Regions from separate parts of the Homo sapiens genome. Here region 2 is linked to region 1. Evidence: chromatin contacts called from ENCODE Hi-C or POLR2A ChIA-PET data. All regions are on one chromosome and are shown on one strand. Each heading gives the region's core, a stretch centred on a gene start or an enhancer-like site at or near the end of the contact. The rest is flanking DNA. Distances are from core to core; before and after follow the strand shown.

Region 1 (6,549 bases), core at 775-3,274:
GGGTGTCATCTTCTCCAAGCGCACTTCCTGCCCCTTCACAGAGACTGTGACCTAGAAACAACCCCCGTTAATTGTCACTGCAAGATCATAATGAGGGGCATTCCCAGAGGAGAGTATTTAATACCCCAAAAGAGATCATCTTTCAGAGCCATGGCCAGGGTTGTAGGGGTGAGGGAGGTTAACGCGAACAAGGGTCTTATTCCATTGCCATTAGCTTAAAGCAGTTGAAACTCCAGAAGGAAACGATCAAAATAGTAAACCCACCTTCAGGCTGAAAAAAAAAAATCCCCTTTCTTCCCTATTAAGAAACTATAGGAAAAACTCATTATGACAGGGTAGGTGAAGGTACACCCAGGAAGCATCTCCAGACAAGCACTATCTGAAAAAGTTACCTATACCAGACCAGAAGTATAAGCCTCACCAAGGGAGACTGTGTCCCTCTTTAAGCCTGTCTATATCTTAATTTAGCCCTCCACCCAGTATCACACTTTTGAATTTGAATTCCCCCTCCCTTCTCACCGAAGATCTAGGTCTTCCAGGCTCTCTTTCTAAATCTTCCACGAGAGTCACTGCCTCCTCTCCATTTTCTGGACATTGTTCCTGTACCCAATTCTGGATCTCCCCAGGTAAGACGGTCAGGAACTGCTCTAGCACCAACAGTTCTACAATCTGCTCCTTGGTGCGCACCTCCGGCCTTAGCCACCGACAGCAAAGTTCCCAGAGTTGGCTGAAAGCCTCCCGCGGCCCAGCCACCTCCTGGTAATGGAATCTCCTGAAACGCTGTCGGAAGGTCTCAGAGTTAGTGCCATTCTCTCTTAGAGCTGATTTGGCCATCATTAATAGCAGAATGCAGCTTCCCTTCGCTTAGGAGTCTGGGTTCCAGGGCTTACATCTATCTTCCCATGTCCTTGGAGAATCCCCTGCAGATGACTGTAAGAGGTGTTTCTTCCTAGGGCAGAGAAAGATGGCACTATCAGAAGGAATACATTCATATGTCTAAAGTCTTGCCAGAGCTGGCCTGCCTTTCCATGTGCTCCGAGTGGCCTTCTAAGGTAGCACAATCTTCAGTAAATAGACTTTGCAAAAACTGCTTTTCTGGTTGACTTCCAGGGCAGCCCCAGGAAGCAGCAGAGAATAAAAGTACTGTCTGCCCCTCTCCCACCTCCTCCAAATCCGATCCCATTTAACTTCCCTGGCCAATGTTGCACAGTGAGTCCGAACCATATAGGAGAGCTGGAGTTCGAGAGGATCTAAAGACAAGTCACCATCCTGCTTGAAGGCAACAAAAAGCCTCTGTCCAGCTGGTCGCAGCTGATCTCCCCCAGTATCTCCGCAGTCCTTCCCGAGGCCTTCTGCGTCCGCCCCGCCCCCTCGGGCTGCACAACTCCCAAAGCCCACCCCAGGCAAAAATCACGTCCAGAATCTCGGGTCTTTGTTTTCCCCGCGTAGTAGTAGCCGCTCAGCAAGGATTAGGGAGCTACCTGTCGGAAAACCTCGCGCAAGGAGAGAAGCTGGTTTTGGCTCCAAAGCGAGGACCATGGGGGCTTGGGGAGAGTCACATTGGGCAGGAGAGACGGAATCCGAGGAGCAGTAGTAACGGGCTTCCTGAGGACGGGCTCGGGTGTCGGCCAGAGGCTCCAGGTGCTGCCGGTTCGCGGACGCAGAGCTCTCAGCCCAAGGAGCAGCGGCTGCGGGATTCTGGCCTCTTTTGTCTCCGCTCCCTCCGGCCGGGTAACCCGGAGCCGTCGTGCGGTCCCTCCAGAGGCCTCTGACCCGGCTAAGGCGCCCTGAGGGCGCCCTCCAGCCCACCCCTGGGAGCGTCTCCCTCTCGAGCTGCCCCTCAACCCCCTCGCATCCTTGCCTCCGGGCCAGCCTCACCCACTCGGGGTCCGACCCTGACCCCGGCCCCGGCCCCGGCCCCGGCCCCGGCTCTCCAGCCTCCCAAGTACAGCTCCCAAACCGGAAGTCCGAGCGGGCGGCTCGGGGCACCGAGGGCGCATGCGCGAGGGCAGCGACCGCGACTCAGTCTCCGCAGAGCCCGGGCGGGAGTAGCTGGTGGACCCCGTTGAGCTGCCGAACTTCCGGGACTCCCCCGCGACCCCTTCCCAGCTTCCCGTCCGCTCCGCCGCAGCGATTGTCTCGGTGGGTTGATTCGGCACAAACCGCCCGACCCAGGGGCCGGTGCGCGTGTGGAAGGGGAAGCACTCCCCTCGTGGTCGCCTGGAGGTGCGCTGGAGGAGGGGGTGACATAACCAGGGACTCGAGGTCCGCCGTGGGAATGATCCACGAACTGCTCTTGGCTCTGAGCGGGTACCCTGGGTCCATTTTCACCTGGAACAAGCGGAGTGGCCTGCAGGTACTGTCCGGCGCAGAGCGCGGGAACCAGGGAGCGCAGGAGGGGGGACCTGAGCCAGCGCCTGGGGGAGTAGGCTGAGGGACCTAGCGAGCGGGGCTTCCAGGGCTGGGGGCGTATCCCTGGACAGGTGACTGGAGGGCAGCCCCTTAGGGTCAAGGCTGATGCGACACCTAGAGAGGCCGGGCCTAGGCTAGAAAACGGAGGGCAGACCTCGAAGAGCCCCACCTGTGGCGGGGCGAGGAAAGGGCCTGAGGTCCAGGTGTCTGACAGTTGCTGGGGAATGATATAGAAGTGTGGGAGGCACTTTCTCCTATTTATTTTCACACGTGCATTGTTTGAGTTTTGAAGTACTGGGCCAAATACACAGCTCCCAAACACATGGTAAGCGCTCAGTAAAGTTTGTTGAAGGAAATAAATGAAATCGAGAGCGTGTGGTGTTTCCCTCATTACTCCTTTACCAGAAAATTTCTGCACTAGGTAAAGCACTTGGTAGGGGGCCTTTGTGTAACCAGGAATGTATGATGTTCCGTATGCATTATCTTATTTAATCCTCACAACCACCTTATCCATTTTACAGATTAAGCTAGGTTTAGAATAGTTAAATAACTATCGGGGTCATAGCTAGTAATTAACAGAGCTTAGTTTTGAAGCCAGGTCTGTCTGGCTTCAGTATTTGAACTACTTTTACCTGCTTCTGCTTCCAGTAATGTTATCTAATGCTCTCAATAATTTAGTCCACTTAGGTATTGTTTCTACCAGTTAACAAATGAGCAAACTGAAGCTCAGAAAACTTTATGCTGGCCAGTCCTAGTAGTGGCAAGACTGAAATCTAGGTCCGTCTGATCACCAAGACATGCCGATTCTTAGGAGACTGTGGAAGAGCAGAAAAAGTACATTCTTAGTCTATAAAACCTATAAATCAAACAGTTTCCTTTCGTTATTATTTATGAACATGTATTTGGAGTTTGGGAGTTTAGGTGAATTTTTGAAAAAAACAGGTGAAGATTTGTGTGGTGGAGTTTGAATTGTTATCTTTCACCTGTAGGTCTTTGAAGACTAATTCGATGTTTCACTTTTCTCCATAGATCTTAGTACAATGCCAGGCATATAGGAGGACAGTATTTAGGAAGTATGTGGGTGCCTGATGGTCCAAAATAAGAAGAGATAACACAGTACAGGAAAGATAGCTAGGGAGGGGGTGGGGGAGACAACCACAAGTAATTCATCTTTTCCCTTCCTTTCTTTCTTATGAAAAATTCTCAATCATGTATTTTCTACCATTTCATCCTCAAGGTCTCAGCTTTAAAGTCACTTTGTCAGAAAAACTTTCTCTGAGCACATCTTTAAGCATCCTCCCCTGATGCCATTATTCTCCATCAACTTGTTTATTTCCCTTGTAGGATTTGTCACAATTCATAATGTATTGTTGTTACCTGTTTTTAGCCTTTCTCCCGCATAGATTGCCCCTGGGAGCGAAGACCAGTGGTCTTCTTCATTCATCTACCCAGAGCACCTAGCACAGTTTCTGCCACATAGCAGGTGTTTAGGTATTGATGGAAGAAAAGAAGACAAAGATGGCAAATATTACATAATTTCTGCAGAGCAGTGTCTTTTACATTTGAGTAAAGGGAAAAGTTGTCATGAGTGCCAAGTGTTAATGAAAATTATTTTATTATATTGAATATGTATATACATAAGCTAGGTATAAACTCAAGCATAATACTCTTAAACAACTATAAAATCAAATATTTTTATAAATTAAAAGTAAACAAAACTACCAAATCAATAAGTTCAAATGACCATTATTCTAATGCAGGATTTCTCAGCCTGTTCCTATAACTGTGTTATATAGAATGGTATCAGTAACTTCGAGTTATTATTTGCTGTTTCAGAATAATTAGATATTGAACTTTTCGAAAACTCTGCCAACAAGAAACGCTCAAATGCCAATTTTAATAGTAGTATCACTTGATAACTGGTAGAGCTGTCTTGTTAATAATATAAAATTGCTTATGTGTATTGAGCACTAGCTATGTGGTTGGGATATGTGCTTTACACATGTATTAACTTATTTAATCCTCACAATTATTTTCTTCAGTTTATAGGTATGAAAACAGGCACAGACAGGTATAGTAACTTGCCTAAGCTTTCAAGCAAGTAAGAGGCAACTCAGGGATTCAAACCCAGGCAGTTGGGCTCCAGAGACCAGGTTCTTTTTTTTTTTTTTTTTTTCCGAGATGGAGTCTCGCTCTGTCGCCCAGGCTGGAGTGCAGTGGTGCAATCTCGGCTCACTGCAAGCTCCACCTCCTGGGTTCACGCCATTCTCCTGCCTCAGCCTCCCGAGCAGCTGGGACTACAGGCGCCTGCCGCCACACCCGGCTAATTTTTTTGTAGTTTTTTTAGTAAAGATGGGGTTTCACCGTGTTAGCCAGGATGGTCTCGATCTCCTGACCTCGTGATCCGCCCACCTCGGCCTCCCAAAGTGCTGGGATTACAGGCGTGAGCCACTGCGCCCGGCAAGAGACCAGGTTCTTAAGCACCGTGTTGTGCAACCTCTTAAGTTACTAACTTGAAGATGTGATTAGCATTGTGTCATTAAAATCTACATTAATTGGATTCCTAATCAATTTTCTATGGACTTGGTAACAGAAAAATTCTTCTTCGCCTATTTGTTACCACATTTACTGTCATATAAAATGGCATCCACATATAATCCATATTATATATCCATCCATATAATATGCTAAGTTCCTTTGGAGCAGTAATTGTATCTGATTTTGTTCACTCTTTTATCTCAAAGTATTAGCACAGTACCTGGGATATAGTAATGGAAATGTAAAATGGTACAGCCATTGTGGAAAATGGTATGGCAGTTCTTCAAAAAATTAAATAAAGGCCAGGCACAGCGGCTGACACTTGTGATCTCAGCACTTTGGGAGGGTGAGGCTGGAGGATCAGTTAATGCCAGGAGTTTGAGGCTAGCCTGCGCAACAGAGCAAGACTCCATCTCTACAAAAAAAAAATTTTTAATTAGCTGGGCATGGTGACACATGCCTGTAGTCCTAGCTACTCTGGTGGCTGAGGTGGGAGAATTGGTTGAACCTAGGGGTTCAAGGTTACAGTGAGCTATGAACCCACCACTGTATTCCAGTCTGGGTGACAGAGTGAAACCTTGTCTCTAAAAAAAAAAATTAAATATAAAATTCCCATACAATCTAGCAGTTCTACTTCAGGGTATATCCCAAAAGAAGTGAAAGCAGGAACCCAACAGATATTTGTACACCCGTGTTCACCAAGCATTATTCACAATCGCTGAGAGGTGGAAGCAAGTGTCAGTGCAGGGACGAATAGGTAATTGAGATGTGGTATATACACACAAGGGAATATTGTTCAGCCTTAAAAAGGAAGGAAATTCTGGCATGTGCTACAACATGGATGAGCTGAAATAAGCCAGTCACAAAAGGACAAATAATGATTCCACTTTTTTTGAGACAGAGTCTCGCTCTGTTGCCCAGGCTGGAGGGCAGTGGTGCAATCTCAGCTCGCTGCAACCGCCGCCTCCCGGGTTTAAGCAGTTCTCATGCCTCAGCCTCCCAAGTAGCTGGCATTACAGGCGCCCACCACCACGCCTGGCTAATTTTCGTATTTTTAGTAGAGACAGGGTTTCATCATGTTGGCCAGGCTGGTCTTGAACTCCTGACCTCAGGTGATCCACCTGCCTCGGCCTCCCGAAATGCTGGGATTACAGGCGTGAGCAATTGTACCCGACCTGAGTGATTCCACTTATATGAGGTAGCTAGAGTAGTCAAAGTCAGAGGCAGTAGAGTGGTGTTTGGCAGGGGCTGGATACGGAGTTTCATTTGGGGCAAACAAAAAAGTTCTGGAGATGGATGGTGGTGCTGGTTGCACAACAGTGTGAATGTTCTTCATACCACTGAACTATATACTTAAAATAGCTAAAATGGTAGATTTTATTATACGTATTTTACCACAGTATTTTTAAAAAGTTGGTTGAAGGAATATATTTTCCCACTACTTTTTTCTACCTGAACTGCTGTGAAACCTTTGTATATAGCATATTAGGCTATCATTTGGCTTTCATTTAAATTAAAAATACAAATGTAAATATGGACACTAAATATATATGGCCAGTTATAAGGTGCATTTACAGATAATAGGTATGCTTAATTTTA
Region 2 (6,549 bases), core at 1,904-4,403, 120 kb after region 1:
TCCAGGCTCAAGTGATCCTTCTATCTCAGTCTCCTGAATAGCTGGGGCTACAGGCACGGACCACCATGCCCTGCTATTTTTTTTTTTATTATTTTATTTTATTTTGAGACAGAGTCTCGCTCTGTCACCCAGGCTAGAGTGCAGTGGCACAATTTCGGCTCACTGCAACCTCTGCTTCCCAGGTTCAAGTGATTCTCCTGATGCAGCCTCCTGAGTGGCTGGTATTACAGGTACCCGCTACCACACCTCGTTAATTTTTGTATTTTTAAGAGACCGGGTTTCACCACGTTGTCCAGACTGGTATCAAACTCCTGACCTCAGGTGATCCGCCCACCTCAGCCTCCCGAAGTGCTGGGATTACAGGTGTGAGCTACCACACCCAGTCCTTTTTTTTTTTCTTTTGTAGAGACAGGGTCTCACTAGGTTGCCCAGGCTGATCTCAAACTCCTGGGCTCAAGTGATCCTCTTGTCTGAGCCTCCTAAAGTGCTGGGATTACAGGTGTGAGCCACTGCGCCCAGCCAAAAACCATTTCTTTTTAAGAAAAAACAATAGTCTTTAACCATCTCAAGCTAACATTCTCCTCTCTAACCACCTCCCCTTTCTACCACCCCAAAACTCCTGAAGTTCTCTACATTCTCCTTGGACCTTAGAAATATTGGGGCGGAAGACTGAGAAGCACTGATTAGTTAGAATGAAAGAGGAGGCATTAGAGTCATTAGGACCAGGTTCAAAGCCAGCTCTGCCACTTACTAGCAATGTACTCTAAAGCAAGTTATCTAATTTCTTTGTCCATCAATTTTCCCGTCTATACAATGGAAGTAATGTAATGTCTTCATCGTACAGCTGCTTTAAGAATAGGATTAAATAACATTATACTATATGCCAAACGTCCAATACAGGACCTAACACAGAGCATGAACTCAAAAAATGGGTATTATAAAGATATGCAAAAGACATGGTAACAATTGAATCTTGTTTAGGGTAAGAATTAAACATTCTAGATCTAAAACTGGTGGGGTACTTCAGTTGATAGATGGAAAACATGCCTAATAGTTCTGATAATACTCCTAAATTTTTTTTTTTTTTTTGCTGAGACGGAGTCTCACTCTGTCACTCAGGCTAGATAAAGTACACTGGTACAATCTCAGCTCACTGCAACCTCCGCCTCCCAGGTTCAAGCAACTCTCCTGCCTCAGCCTCCTGAATAGCTGGGATTACAGGCACGCACCACCAGGCCCAGCTAATTTTTCTGTTTTTAGTAGAGATGGGGTTTCACCATGTTGGCCAGGCTGGTCTCAAACTCCTGACCTCAAGTGATCCATCCGCCTCAGCCTCTCAAAGCGCTGGGATTACAGGCATGAGCCACCATGCCTGGCCCCTAAATACTTTTTAATAATTTTTTTCTACTAGGAGGAATGCTTATTTTGTTTCACATGCACAAGACAGATCATGATTTGAATAATGTAGGTATAAAAATTATTACCTTCACAAAACAGTTTCCAGCTATCAGTACTATTACAATACTATCTAATACAACCCTCAAGTCCCATTTCCTAATCCACAAGAAAGAGATTAATCCTTTTATCCTTGGGATGAGGCAACAGGTACAGATAAAAGAACAAATCTGATAATACATTTAAATAAACCCCTTCAAACACTGTATACCTGCTTGTCCTGTTTGGCTGAGGTAACTGCTCAATGACCTGACTGATGGAACCACATGTGTCCAAGTTAGAAGAATCCACAGGGTCTGAAAAAAATAACTGGATATTAGCATGAAAGACATTTACCAACAAACCTTAATACAAAATCAGGAATACAGACAATACCAATCTAATCAGTGACACTAGCACATCAACTTTTGAGTGACTACTACGCAGATACCACAGTAGGCTTCCTTACATACATTCGACACAACCACATAAAGTTTAAATCCACCCAGCACCAACAAGAGCACCCAAAAAATGCAAAGGGGACAGATAGCTTTAAACACCTCACCTGCAACCTTGTTTTCTTTCAAATGTTCATTGAACCCACTATTACCGTCTCCTCGTTCTTCTCCAGCTGTTTGTTCAGGATTGGACACAACATCCTAGAAAATACACATACAAAATATCCCCATTATATATGAAATAGTTCAAAATGAAACCTACTATTTGTGAACAATTTTTCCAATCAACTTTATTGAGAAGGTAATGATCTTCTAAATACTTATGTTTGCTGGTTTTCGGTTTAAAAAAAAAAATCTGCTCAATCTTCTTCAAACAAGGTATCACTCACCAACACAGGATTTTCTTTGTGCGTCTGGAGATTAGGAAGGTGTCGAGATAGCATACTGAAGTGAGAACCAGAATCATCCTCTAGAACCTGGCTTTCAGGCTGAGAATCTTCAATTATCAGGCAAGGAGTATCTTGCTGAGAGAAATCTGAATCCAACTGACTTCCAGTAGGGTCCATCTGCTCCCCTGGAATGGAATAACAAAAGATCAGTTCCGTGTAACCTACTAGCCTTGCTCACGCAGTCTAAACCTAAATAATGGGGCGGAAGTACAAGAGCTGGGAAACGGGACCACTTCAGGACTCCTCCAATTAGAATATTATATTTATAATTGCTGCAAGCACTTTCCTATCATGCCTACCAAGTCACCATTCCTCGTTATTTACAATAAGCCTGACTATCCCTCCCTATTTTTCATCACCTTCTCGTAGACACCCTTTCCCCTCCTTCCTAACCTCTTCTCTCCCCGCCCCTTTTTCCATCCCCCCCGCCACGTCCTTCTGGCGCCTCTACCTCCCCCCAAAAGAATGTTTTCTAAAATCTGTTCGCCAGAGGCCCCACAGCCTTTCAGCTTTCCTCACGACCACCAAGCCTTCTTAGCTAACGTTTCCCCACCCCCTCCTTAGGGCCCTCCAACCCCTTCCCCGTCACCGCCGCCATGCTTGCCACCCCGCCCCCTCCGGTCAGCCATCCCTTCAGACCCGAAATCCAGGCCTTCAGAGCCCACTGCACTCCCATTTCTCTCCAAACAGTACCAGGCATCCCGGCGGGAGGTCCCTCGCGCTCGAGCTAGAGGTCTCTGCACGCTCCCCAAGTCCCTCCAGATCGATCCCTAGGTCGCCGCTGTCGCCACCGCCGCCACCGGCCGCGAACTCCCCCTTTCCCGTCACGTCACACAATATCGGATCGTCCATTCGCTGCCGCCGCCCGCCACTCAAGAAATCCCGTGGATGATAGGTAGCTGCGGCAGAGTGCCCTGCCCCACGTAAGAAAAAGGAACACGGCGGCGCGTTTCCATGGCAGCATGGACGTTGCAGGCCCTCCCCTTTAGTAGAGCCGGAGAATGACGGTATCCTTGAACCGAAGGGACCTTGAGAGGGCGTGAAATACCTTCCCCTGCTTCCAGGACGATTGCATTTACCACTACTCAGACATTTCAGTACCTCTACCTGCTTTTTCTCGTTCACGCCCCTTAATCCCCGTCCCTCACCCTCTTTCCTGGAAAAGGAGAGAGTTTCCCAGCTTTCTCATAACAGGGCAAAGAAGAAGCGGCTTGAGGATGGCTAGGTACTTCAGAGCTGGTGAACCCAACAGAAGAGACTCTTTCTTCTTTGACACAGGGTTAACCTGTGTCAATCAGGATCCCTTTTGTGGGCCTCTACCCTGAATCCAAGGGCCTGACATTACATCTCTGCCAGGGCGTTTTTAGTATTTGTTTGTTTTTACATTGTATAAGGGCTCCAGTAAGCCATATTTCTTCCCATTGCCCTTTTCCGCCTAGGACGTATTTCAAGCTTCACACTTGTTTATCGTTGCCTTATCTTTTATGGGATTGCCTGCAGAGACTACAGCCCCAGACATATTTTGCACCTCCCATTGAGAGAATTGAGCACTGTCATTCTCAAACTCCATGGTAAAGAGAACAGCTGCCACCCCTTCTAACTAGATGACCTCAAAGATACTTCCAAACCCAGAGATTCTATTATCCTAATTATGGTGCCAGGGTCTTAAAGAGGGTGTGGCAGCTGTGACGAGTCTTAATGAACTAAGCCCCATGTGGCATATGTGTTTGTTTTGTTGTTGTTGTTGTTGAGGGGTGGGGGTATATTATTTAAGTGGCAGTTGGATCCAGGATAGAATTCTAGCCAGAGCAGCTGTCAATAGGGAAAGCACCTAGCACAGTGCCAAACATATACATAGTAGGCATTCAATATGAGGCAGTTTTCTCTTTCTACCCCAGGCTCAGATTTATTTCGGCACAGCCCAACCATGATTCTCCATTTCTGTAAATGCCCAATTCAGCACGTGATATAGGCAAAGCTGAAGTGGAGCTTCCTACCAGTCTTCTCACTGCTGCTATAAATTACAGTGATCCTATTTTCCAAACCAAATTCAAAGCATGTTGTCTGAATACACGTTACTTATGGGAACAAAAGGACTGACTCCTTGAAACTGTCCTGAAAAATCTAGAATCTATTACTGCTATAACTGGAATATAATTATGGTCGCCAGTATGTTTTATTAGTGGAGCTAAAATGAAATGGACCACACAGAGATGCATCTCACTTCTTAATCTTAAAATCATTTATAATTGACTCTTTTCATACTCCACTCCTAAAGCTGCAGAACACCAGTGACTAAACAAATCTAATACTTAAAGACCAGGTTAGAGCAATACTAACTACACTAGCTGGACAAAGTGAGTTCATCTGCTCTATTTGAGAGGGCACAACCAACCAGGTCCTGTTATGAGTAAATCATGACCTTGAGTCCCATAAAAATCCCCCAAAAGTTACCATTTTTTTGCTTTTCTTCTCCAGCCTGCTTCTGCTTCCTCCCCAAGTGAGGCACAAATAAACAGATCTGTTTGATTACTTGACAAGTGTGTTTGTCGAAACATAAAATGGCTGGGCGCAGTGGCTTACACCTGTAATCCCAGCACTTTGGGAGGCAGAGGCAGGTGGATTACTTGAGCCCAGGAATTTGAGACCAGCCTGGGCAACATGGCAAAAGCCCATCTCTAAAAAATATACGAAAAAAATTAGCTGGGTGTGGTGGCATGTGCCTGTAGTCCCAGCTACTCAGGAGGCTGAGGTGAGAGCATCTCCTGAACTAGGAGGCACAGGTTGCAATGAGCCAAGATTGCAACACTGTGCTCCAGCCTGGGCAAGAGAGTGAGACCCTGTCTGAAACAACAACAATAAAAACCTAAAAACCGCCAGGCGCAGTGGCTCACACCTGTAATCCCAGCACTTTGGGAGGACGAGGCGGGCGGATCATGAGGTCAGGAGATCGAGACCATCCTGGCTAAGATAGTGAAACCCCGCCTCTACTAAAAATACAAAAAATCAGCTGGGCATGGTGGTGGGCGCCTGTAGTCCCAGCTACTCAGGAGGCTGAGGCAGGAGAATTGCTTGAACCCTGGAGGCGTAGGTTACAGTGAGCCGAGATCGTGCCACTGCACTCCAGCGTGGGCAGCAGAGTGAGACTCCGTCACACACACACACACACACACACACACACACACACACAAAAGCCAGGTGCGGTAGCTCACGCCTGTAATCCCAGCACTCTGGGAGGCCAAGTCGGGCAGATCACGAGGTCAGGAGATCGAGACCATCCTGGCTAACACGGTGAAACACGGTCTCTACTAAAAATACAAAAAATTAGCCGGGTGCGCGGGCAGGCGCCTGTAGTCCCAGCTACTTGGGAGGCTGAGGCAGGAGAATGGCGTGAACCCGGGAGGCGGAGCTTGCAGTCAGCAGAGATCGCGCCACTGCACTCCAGCCTGGGTGACAGAGTGAGACCCCGTCTCAAAAAAAAAAAAAAAGCCTAAAAACCTCAGCCTGACTAAAAATAGATAAATAAATGAGTGAGCCATTTGCATTACTAAACAAGAATCTTAAAAAAAACTGTTAAGAAAAACTATTAATTCCTTGTTAGGCAGTGTGGCAATTAAATTAATCATTAAATTATCCAGAAAAATAAACTACAGGCAGAATGGTTGCAGCTAGATGAGCCAAAGGCCTTTATTGACTCCTAGACTGCAAAGGACCAACAGCACATCTACCTGTCTACAGGTAACATCTTTTCCTAAACCACCTTAGACAGAGAAATCTAACTTACCTCTAAAGCCCTCCCAGAGAAGGCTCATCAGATCTTAGGTTAACTTGCTTTAAAGTTTAACAAACCTCATTGTCAGAAATTTTTCTTCTAATATTAATCTTCTAATCTTCTAACCTAAATCCTTTATTATAGAATTTAAAGCCATTTCCTCTCATATTGTCTTTAACTGCTATCTTTAAAACCTAGATAGATGTCATTAAGTTGGGATCATCTCATTTGGTCCTATAATTATATAATAAATTTCAAACCATCAAACAACAAATCTAAATACTATATGACTTAGTTTGTGAGTATTTTTCTGAAGCCTCCTCAAAGACTTCTTAAGCAAAAGAACCCTAGCCCAGCTTATTCTTCCCTCACAGGTATTCCACCAACCTTTAAAGTTGCTTCACGATCTTATGAAAACTCATAGTTTTGGAGCTCA

What was found. Hi-C counts contacts between places; a loop is a spot of excess contacts on that map. ChIA-PET counts read pairs that join two places held with the same protein, here RNA polymerase II (POLR2A). Pooled maps may share reads with other maps.
Region 2: a map of B cell shows a loop between it and region 1 (8-fold over the local background). The contact joins the promoter of TP53BP1 here to the promoter of TUBGCP4 in region 1. A Hi-C loop is called at or near these places in 1 of 168 maps with a recorded cell type or tissue (B cell), 2 of 37 single-sample maps with no recorded cell type and 10 of 50 pooled maps. POLR2A ChIA-PET finds 5 or more read pairs at or near these places in 6 of 52 experiments (HEK293T, MCF 10A, Panc1 and 1 more).

Annotation. Positions count from the first base shown.
Region 1 is chr15:43,369,077-43,375,625 of GRCh38, forward strand. TUBGCP4 (tubulin gamma complex component 4) reads left to right here and starts at 2,025. Exons shown (of 18, transcript NM_014444.5): 1 at 2,025-2,356. The coding sequence starts at 2,279. ZSCAN29 (zinc finger and SCAN domain containing 29) reads right to left here and starts at 1,967. Exons shown (of 6, transcript NM_001372080.1): 1 at 1,482-1,967; 2 at 520-949; 3 at 1-51. The coding sequence starts at 837. RefSeq lists a silencer at 1,666-1,935 and an enhancer at 2,036-2,155.
Region 2 is chr15:43,490,003-43,496,551 of GRCh38, forward strand. It overlaps TP53BP1 (tumor protein p53 binding protein 1), which reads right to left and starts at 3,154. Exons shown (of 28, transcript NM_001141980.3): 1 at 3,035-3,154; 2 at 2,282-2,466; 3 at 2,000-2,093; 4 at 1,667-1,751. The coding sequence starts at 3,041. RefSeq lists enhancers at 2,180-2,888, 2,889-3,595, 5,092-5,592.